Regions from separate parts of the Homo sapiens genome. Here region 1 is linked to region 2. Evidence: read pairs that join two places in POLR2A ChIA-PET (ENCODE). Cell type or tissue: Caco-2. All regions are shown on one strand. Region 1 overlaps SCP2 (sterol carrier protein 2). Region 2 overlaps SCP2 (sterol carrier protein 2).

The links. Peaks named below come from ENCODE experiments on the same cell type or tissue, not always from the same donor. Only the 100,000 strongest peaks of a DNase experiment are listed, where the experiment ranks them.
Region 1: POLR2A ChIA-PET joins it to region 2 with 6 read pairs; 3 of 35 experiments call an interaction of 5 or more read pairs at or near these places.

The regions. Positions count from the first base shown.
Region 1 is chr1:52,941,894-52,946,893 of GRCh38, forward strand. All of the region lies in intron 2 of SCP2 (sterol carrier protein 2), which reads left to right. It also overlaps the pseudogene H3P2. Among named protein-coding and RNA genes, the nearest start is that of SCP2, 17 kb to the left of the region's middle. In Caco-2, no CTCF peak of the experiment used is centred here; no DNase peak of the experiment used is centred here.
Region 2 is chr1:53,022,976-53,027,975 of GRCh38, forward strand. SCP2 (sterol carrier protein 2) reads left to right here. Exons shown (of 16, transcript NM_002979.5): 13 at 4,994-5,000. Among named protein-coding and RNA genes, the nearest start is that of PODN, 37 kb to the right of the region's middle. In Caco-2, no CTCF peak of the experiment used is centred here; a DNase peak (open chromatin) is centred at 2,246.

The sequences.
Region 1 (5,000 bases), 81 kb before region 2:
TTATGTGGTCTGTCTTGATTTCATGGATGGGGCAGCCTTGCAAGCACAAAAGGAAGCCCAGTCAAGGGAGAAGAACCCGTACAGAGAAATGTCTAGTGACTCACTACAAAGGAAAAGAGCTTGGGCATTCTTAGCAGCTACATAGCCAGAGCAGAGAGTGGCTTACAATTTTATGTGCTATCCAAATATGTGTTGAGATGGTTAAGGGATCTGTGGGAGAGAGAGGTAGGGTCATTAAAAGGGATAACATCATTCTAGTGTGTGTTAACTTCAGGAGTTCTAACAAAATTAGTGTCTTCCTTTCCTGGAAAAGGGATAATCACATTCCAAATGTATTAAATACCTGTATGGTGGTTTTCTTTACTTCACTGAGCCAACATAGAGAATTCTTTTTCTGTCACTAGATTACTGCATGACTAAAGGAGGTGATGCAGTTTGTTACTGTTTATTATAATGAGTATTAGTACTTTTGAGCAAAAGACGGGTGAATATTGGTGTGAGTGGAACTAACAGGGAGAAGGATCTACAGGTGTATGGGTCCTGGTTCTCTAAGCATTCAGCATTCTTTAGAGACGTGCCACGACCAGGCTGCATCTGGCTGCACTGTGGGTCTGAGTTGTAGCAGAGAGATCCCCATCCATTGTTCTTCTTCTCCCCCACCTCTCTTTTTTTAAAAAAAGGGGACAAGTATGAAAGCTTCTTTACATGATATATATAAAGAATTTTTTTTTTGCCATCAATAAGAAATTTAATTATTTTTAAAAAATCCAAATGCTGGCATTGCCAGAAAAATTTAACAGGTTTTTTTTTTTTTTTTTTTTTGAGATGGAGTTTCACTCTTGTTGCCCAAGGTAGAGTGCAAATGGCATGATCTCAGTTCACTGCAACCTCGGACTCCCAGGTTCAAGTGATTCTCCTGCCTCAGCCTCCCGAGTAGCTGGGATTACAGGCACACACCTCCACGCCAGGCTAATTTTTTTGTATTTTTAGTAGAAACGGGGTTTCACCATGTTAGCTAGGCTGGCCTCGAACTCCTGACCTCAGGTGATCCACCGACCTCGGCCTCCCAGAGTGCTGGGATTACAGGTGTGAGCCACTGCGCCCAGCCTAACGGGCTTCTTTTTATCCCTGCAGTTATACTAAAAATTCACACACGCATGAAAATGGAAAAACTACCAATACTTGATTTCTGTACTCTATTTTTCCACTTGCAATCATATGCTTAGGTGCCCTTTGACTCCATGGAAAAAAAATCTAATGTTCAGAACTACCAATAACAAGAACAGAATATTTTTGTTTTTGAGAATGAAATGGTTCCCAACATGGTGGGTTCTTTTTTTTTTTTTTGAGACGGAGTCTTGCTCTGTCGCCCAGGCTGGAGTGCAGTGGTGCAATCTCGGCTCACTGCAAGCTCCGCCTCCCGGGTTCACGCTATTCTCCTGCCTCAGCCTCCTGAGTAGCTGGGACTACAGGCACCCCCCACCTTGCCCAGCTAATTTTTTGTATTTTTAGTAGAGATGGGGTTTCACCATGTTGGCCAGGCTGGTCTCAAACTCCTGACCTCGTGATCTGCCCACCTCGGCCTCCCAAAGTGCTGGGATTACAGGCGTGAGCCACCGCACCCCGCCCATAGTGGGTTCTTAAGCACATTCTCTGCATATGTAGTATGCTAGCTTGATGTCTGTTGTTACTCATTTGGCATGGATAGTGCACAGGTTGGTGTCTTCAAAAAGGCCAACGAGATAGGCCTCACTTACTTCTTGCAAAGCACCAATAGCTGCACTTTGGAAGTGCCAATCTGTTTTTAAGTCCTGAGCAATTTGTTGCACCAGACGCTGGAAGGGAGGTTTGCGAATCAGTTTAGTGGACTTCTGATAACGTCTGATTTCACCGAGTGCCACAGTACCAGGCCTGTAATGATGAGGTTTCTTCACCCCTGCAGTAGAGGGCACACTCTTGCGAGCAGCTTTTATAGCCAGTTGCTTCCTGGATGCTTTACCAGTGGTTCATTTCGGGCAGTCAGCTTTGTACTAGCCATGGTATAGAGACCTCCTTACTTACCCTCCTTCTTTGGGTGGAACTCTGCCAGCTAGAGGTGGTGCTGGTGATAGAGAGGGGCAGCAGTGCTGGAACACCTAAATAAATGTTTTGGTTTGGGGGCAAGTACTCTAAGCTTAGGTGCCGGTTGTTTAGGGGAATTCTGGGAAATACCTGCTGTCAACACCTGGAGACCTTCTCTTTCATCCCATAAGTTGTTAGGCACAGTCCTTTTCCTAGGGAGCCTCCCCAACTCAATTCCTGCTACGTTGTTGCCAGGCAACCCAAAAGGAGTTACTGTGTTTATTCCTTAGATGTTCCTGCTTATTACCATAAGTAATATTATGGGGAAATCCAGTGCATATATATTTAGATTTTGCTTCAACTTTTTTTTTGTTTTCTTTTTTCTCTTTCTAACTATTCCTTCAACATCAACTCTGATTATTCAACTCAATACTTAAATGTTATACAAGGAATCAGAGCATGTCTGTTCTCCAAAAGGAAGGTTCAAGAGATTTGATTAATTGCAGTGGTTCTCAGGGCAGACATTATTCATTTAATGTTTATCTTCTGCGTTGTTAAATGTTCTCCTCTCAATTGATGCCTCCAAATAGTTTCTGCCTGTCTTTGAAGTGGGAGATGCTTTGATCAGCTTTCTCTATATTTTTTGACCAATTTCTTTTATTTCATTAAAAAATTTGAAATTACTTTAGTGTGTGTATAATATTTTGATTATAAAATGGTAATACTGAGGTAAAGTTAATGATGTTTGAAATTAACTCTGGGGATTGACTAGTAATAAGAAATCTGGCCGGGCATGGTGACTCACGCCTGTAATCCCAACACGTTGAGAGGCCGAGGTGGGCGGAGCACCTGAAGCTAACTTTTGTATTTTTAGTAAAGATGGGGTTTCACCCTGTTGTCCAGGCTGGTCTTGAACTCCTGACCTCGGGTGATCCACCCGCCTCGGCCTCCCAAAGTGCTAGGATTACAGGCGTGAGCCACCGTGTCTGGCCTGCTGTTAGCATTTAAAGGAGGTACAGAGTACCAGCTAAACATACCTTTTTGTAACTCATTCTTTCCCACTGATTATAAGAGCAATGCATGTGTTTTATTGTAACGAATAATTATATACTAATGAAAACAAAATTTTGACCCAGACCTAGTCACTATTAGTATCTTGGTGTTATTCTATTTTAGCATTTTTCCCCTATGGCTATATGGGATCACATTTGTAGTTTTGTATCCTATTTATTTATTTATTTAGATATTTTTAAGGACAACATCTCACTATGCTGCCCAGGCTGGAGTGCAGTGGCTATTCACAGGTCCAGTCATAGTACACTCCACCTCAAACTCCTGGGCTCAAGCAGTCCTCCTGAGTAGCTGGGACTACAGGTACTCGCCACTGTGCACAGCTTGTATCCTAATTTCTGAAATTTATTTTTTCATGAGCATTTCTCCTTCTACTTAAAATTGTTTGGAAAAGGGCCAGGTGTGGTGACTCATGCCTGTAATCCCAGCACTTTGGGAGGCTAAGGCAGGCAGATCACCTGAGGTCAAGGGTTCGAGACCATCCTGGCTAACACGGTGAAAACTCCATCTCTACTAAAAATACAAAAAGTTAGCCAGATTGGTGGTGGGCGCCTGTAGTCCCAGCTACTCAGGAGGCTGAGGCAGGAGAATGGTGGGAACCCAGGAGGTGGAGCTTGCAGTGAGCTGAGTTAGCACCACTGGACTCTAGCCTAGGCAACAGAGTGAGGCTGTGTCTCAAAAAAAAAATTGTTTGGAAAAGAATGTTTAAGTTGTGCATAATATATATATATATATGCCATTATTTTTGTTGGACATTTAGGTTCCCAAGTTTTTGATATTTTAGAAAAATTGTAATGAACATTTTGCTAAATAGATGTTTGTTCTAATCTCTGTTTATTTTTGAGGAAAGAGCCTAGAAGTGGAATTGCAGGAATAGTGAATATGATCATTTTTAAGTTTTTTTGTTTTTTTTTTTTAATTGAGACATGGTCTCCCTCTGTTGCCTAGGCTGGAATGCAGTAGTGTGATCATGGCTCACTGCAGCCTTGACCTCCTGGGCTCAAGCAATCCTCCTACCTCAGCCTCCCAAGTAGCTGGGACCACAGACGCACACCACCACGCCCCCCTAATTTTTGTATTTTTGGTAGAGACAGGGTTTTGCCATATTGCCCAGGTTGGTCTTGAGGTCCTGGGCTCAAGGAATGCTCCTGCCTTGGTCTCCCAAAGTGCTAGGATTACAGGCATGAGCCACTATGCCTGGCCTCTTTTTTTTGTTTGTTTGAAACAGGGTCTGGCTCTGTTGCCCAGGCTAGAGTGCAGTGGTGAGATCATGGCTCACTGTAGCCTTGACCTCCAGGATTCAAGTGATCCTCTCTCTTCAGCTTCCCAAGTACCTGGGACCACAGGTGTATGCTACCACACCTGGCTAATTTTTATTTTTTGTAGAGATGGGGTCCCAGGCTGGTCTCAAAACTCCTGGGCTCAAGTGATCCTCCCACTTCAGCCTCCTAAAGTACAGTAAGCCACTGTGTGAAACCAAGATTCTTGCCAAATTAATTTTCAGCGTTTACACCCGTAGAGTCTCATTGGCAACATATGAGAATGTTCTTCTCAACATAGTCTCATAAACATTATTATAAGACATTTGTTTTTTGTCCATACGTTAAGCAGGAAAAGATAACTCATTTTTTGACTAACCCAATTCTGTAACCAATTACTTCATAAATTATAATAATTGATTATTATAATTAGTATCTTTGTGAATTAAAAAAATTTCAAATACATTTATATGTTTAAAAAAAAAAAAAAAGCCAGGCTTGGTGGCTCACACCTGTAATTCCAGCACCTTGGGAGGCCAAGGGAGGTGGATCACTTGAGGTCAGGGGTTTGAGACCAGCCTGGCCAACATGGCGAAATCCCCTCTCTAC
Region 2 (5,000 bases):
AAAAATAAAACCAATTGGAATTTAGTTTCTGATAAAAGAACTTTTTATGTAAAGAAATCATGAGGAACATCCTTTTGTGAATGTGAATACTCTCTGAGTTTAAGTTGATATATTCAGTTTTCTTAGAGCAGGGCACATATATAAATTTTAAGGAATGAGGGGTTTTCAGAAAACATTGATAAAACTTTACATATTAACTTTTAATCTGGATGAAAAGTTGGTTCATCACTAACTTCATGAGCTTTTCAAAACAAGCAAGATAAAAGACACACCTGTGACCTTTGGGAACATGCAAGATGTGGCAAGTTTGGAAAAGGGCACAATGATGATTAAAAGTAACTGAAAAATTGGACCAATGAAATGAAATTGGCTTGTGGAGAACTAGCTGTGGCTACTTGATTTTAGGTCACATATTCAGACTTTTGACCAAGACGATATACTGTACCATAGATAATTCTGCTCTGAATGGAACAGGAAGGAATTAGGAGTTAGGCAAGGGAGAATTCAGGGTAACTTCAGTTCCATTCAGTCACTATTCACTAAATGCTTATGATTTGCTGGGAACTGGCAATACAGAGATTTTTTTTAAAGAAAAGGTATGGTATCTGCTCTTAAGCCGTTGACATTTAGTAGGGTTTCACAGAAAAGTAGTTTCCTGAAAGGGCTGGGTCTCGAAGGGAGAAATGGAGTTTGCTAAGATGGAGGTATTCTGGACCCAGGGAGCAGCAGTGGCAAAGGCATAGAAGTGTGAGGTGGCATTCTGTGCAACGAGGACTGCACAGAGTCTGCTTGCTGGAGATGAGGTTCCATTCCCTGTTCATATATTAATATGATTCCTCTAGTAGGCTCTCTTTTCAATTTAGACTCTCCACACCCTTCCTTTCACCCTCACTCTCTGCTGATTACTTTGCCTTATACTTTGTTGAGAAATAGAAGCCATTAAACCCAAACTTCCTCAACTTCCATCCAAGACCTACAGACCCACTACACGAGAATTACACCCATCTGATCCTCTTTCTTCGCTTGAGTCTCCTCGTCCTGTCACAGGCCACAAGATTTTTCTCCTTCCATCTCCTTTTTCCAGGTTCCTTACCATCATCAGGCATACCTGTTCTGATTTGTTCATCTTAAAATGAAACCCAGCCTTTTTGAAAATCCTGACATGCTGCAAGATGGATGATCCTTGAGAACATTATGCCAAGTGATATGTCAGTCACAAAAAGACAAATACTATATGATTCCACTTAGAATCATAGTACCTAGAGGTACCTAGAGTATTCAAAATTATAGAGACAGAAAGTAGAATGGTGGTTGCCAGGGGTTGGAAGCAGGGGGGAGTGAGGAGTTACTCTTTAATGGGTAGAGTTTCAGTTTTGCAAGATGAAAAGAGTTATGGAGATGAAAGGTGATGATGGTTGCACAACATTATGACTGTATTTAATACTACTAAACTGAACACTTAAATATGGTTAGGATGGTAAATTTTATGTGTATTTTAACATAATAAAAAATTGGAAAATAAAATATTTTTTAAAAGTTATAGGACTCTCATATGCCCACATCCAGAAGGAAATGCTACATTTCTTTCTTTCTTTTTTTTTCTTTTTTTTTTTGAGATGGAGTCTTGCTCTGTTGCCCAGGCTGGAGTGCAGTGGCATGATCTCTGCTCACTGCAACCTTTGTCTCCTGGGTTCAAGCGAATTCTCCTGCCTCAGACTCCCGAGTAGCTGAGTTTACAGGCGCACACCACAATGCCCGGCTAATTTTTGTATTTTTAGTAGAGACGGGGTTTCACTATGTTGGCCAGGCTGGTCTCGAACTCCTGACCTCAGGTGATCCACCTGCCTCGGCGTCCCAAAGTGCTGGGATTACAGGTGTGAGCTACCACGCCTGCCCAGAAATGCTACATTTCTTTAAGAGATTAGTGAAAATAAAGATGTCATCTTTATCCCCCCCACCAAAAAAATCCCACAACTCTTCCTTGATACCACCACATTCCTCTCCAGAGACCACCTCATTTTACTGTTCCACTAAGACTAATGTCTCAAAAGAGCCACGCTGTGTCTATTTCCCTCTTCTATTCACTCTTCAATTCACTATAATCTGACTTCCACCCTCCACTGAAAACTGCTTTTGTCAAGGTCAGGTCATCTGTACTCTCCATGTGCACATCTAGTGGATACTTGACCTTGTGGCAGCATTTGACAGTTTGCCCCTCCCTCCTGGAATCTTGCTCCCGGCTCCTATGACACCATGCTGGTTTTCCTCTTGCATCACTGGCTGCTGCTTTCCCTTCTGTCCCTGACTCTGAGTAATGGAGGTCTAAAGGGCATTGTGCTGGACTCTCTTGTTTCTCTATAATTCTGTTACAGTCCCTGCCCAGGGATTTAAATGCTTTCACTATGCTGATGATTTCTCCATTTTATCTCTAGCTGGCCCTCTCCACTGAGCTCCAGACTCTCATATCCATGGCTTTCTTGTTTTATAAAATAGTATACTTACTGTGCCTTAAACAGAACTTGGATCCCCTCTATTCCCACTACATTCCTCCTTGTCCTCGTAATGGCCTCTCCATCACCCAGTTATTCAGGCCAAATGCCTGGATAATCCTTGCCCTTTCCTCTTTGTATCTCCCTCACCCCCACAGCAAGGCTTGTGGATTCTATTTCTATTTTGAATCTATTCCCACTCTCTATCTACTGGCAGACTGCCTCTGTAGTCCAGGCCACCATCACCTCCTATCTGGATTATTCCAACAGCCTCCTAACTAGTGCCCACTCCTCTTGCTCCTCTCTCCATCGTCATTCGTTCAGCACACTGTTGTAAGAATAATCACAAATCAAACAATTTCACTTCCATGTTATCATTTCTATGGATTTCCAAATTCCCTACTTTGGCCTGCCTGCATCATCATTTGGCCTGCCTAGTTCTCCAATTTCATTTCATGTCACTCTCCCCACACCTACTGTATTATAGAGACTCTGGTCTTATTTGACTTTCTTTTAACATACTCCTTTCTCCCTCAGGATCTTTGCAGTTTCCTCTTTGAATGGCTAGCTCCTTTTCTTCCTTTAATAAGGTCTTAGAGGTCATTCCTTGACTGTCCTTCCTAAAGTAGGTTCCTTTTTTTTAAATTTAAAATTATTTTTTATTGATGCATAACTGATGTACATAGTCTCAGGGTACAAGTACTAATTTAATACATTCATGTAATTTGTGAAAATCAAATCAGTATACTTGGGATATCCATCACCTTAAATATTTGTCTTTTCTTTATTCTAGGAACATTTGAATTATTCTCTTTTGATTATTCTCTTTTTGCTATTTAGAAATGTAAATGTATAGTAAACTATAGTCACCCTACTCCTGTTTCAAAGTACTTGGTACAGTTTGCAGTTATTTTGTGTTTACTTCTTTTTCTCCTCCACTGGAAGAATATAAACTAAGTGAGTGCAAGGACTGGGTCTGATCTGTTCACTATCATATCCCCAGTGTTTTGAAATGTCTTGCTTGGCATGTAGCAAGAAGTCATTAAATATTTATGAAACGAGGCCAGGCACAGTGGCTCACATCTGTAATCTCAGCACCTTGGGAGGCCAATGTGGGAGGATCGATTGAGCCCAGGAGTTTGAGACCAGCCTGGGCAACATAACAAGGCCCCTGTCTCTACAAAAAATTTGAAAAATTAGCTGGGCATGGTGGCATGCGCCTATAGTCCCAGCTTACTTGGGAGGCTGAGGCAAGATTGCCTGAGACCAGGAGTTCGAGGTTACAGTAAGCTGTGACAGGACCACTGCACCCCAGCCTGGGCGACAGAGTCCCTGTGGGAAAGAGAGAGAGAAAAAGTATGAAATAATAGAAGGAAAAGGGAAAGAGGAAGGAGAAATGGATTTGAGGACTGCAGGGAGACATACATGAGAGGAGAGGGGTAGAAAAAGACAGATGCTTATTGAACAACTGCTGCACTTTTTTTTTTTTTTTTTGACAGGTTCTCACTCTGTCACCCAGGATGGGGTGCAGTGGTGTGATCATAGCTCACTGCAGCCTCTATCTCCCAGGCTCAGGTGATCCTTCCACTTTAGCCTCCTGAGTAGCTAGGACTACAGACACATGCCACCATAATAGGTTAATAAATAACTTATTTATTTAGAAATGGTCTGGTTCCATCACCCAGGCTCAAGCAATCCTTCCATCTCAGCCTCCTGAGTAGCTGGGACTACAGGCACGCACCACCACACCAGGCCAATTTTTGTGTTTTTTATAGAGACGGGGTTTCAACATGTTGCCCAGGCTGGTCTCGAACTCCTGAGCTCAAGCGATCTGTCCGCCTTGGCCTCCCAAAGTGTAGGATTACAGGTGTGAGCCACTGTGCCTGGCTAACTATATTATTTATTTTTTTGTTTCTAAATTGTCTCCTCCACTAGGATGTAAGATTCATGAGGGTAGCTTCTTTGGTTTACTGTATTTTCAAGAAAAACTTCTAGCTCCTAATGAGCTGATTATGTGTTGAAAAAATGAGAAGAAGAGCTTAATTGTTTCTTTGTTTATGACGGAGTTTCGCTCTTGTTGCCCAGCATGGAGTGCAATGGTGCCATCTCGGCTCACTGCAACCTCCGCCTCCTAGGTTCAAGCGATTCTCCTACCTCAGCCTCCTGAGTTGCTGGGATTACAGGCATGCGCCATCATGCCCAGCTAATTTTTGTATTTTTAGTAGATACGGGGTTTCTCCATGGTGGCCAGGCTGGTCTCGAACTCCCGACTACAGGTGATCCACTCGCCTCGGCCTCCCAAAGTGCAGGGACTATAGGCATTGAGCCATCGCGCCCGGCCAAGCTTAATTATTTTATATGCTTACTAAAGATTTCCTTTGGATAAGATTTGCAACATCTCTGTTCTTAGGGTTTTTGAAAATTTTGAAAATTACTATTTTATAAATGTTGAAAAACCTAGTACCTATGTGACTCCATGAATTGAAACAGTTTCTTTTCCCCAGTTCTTTT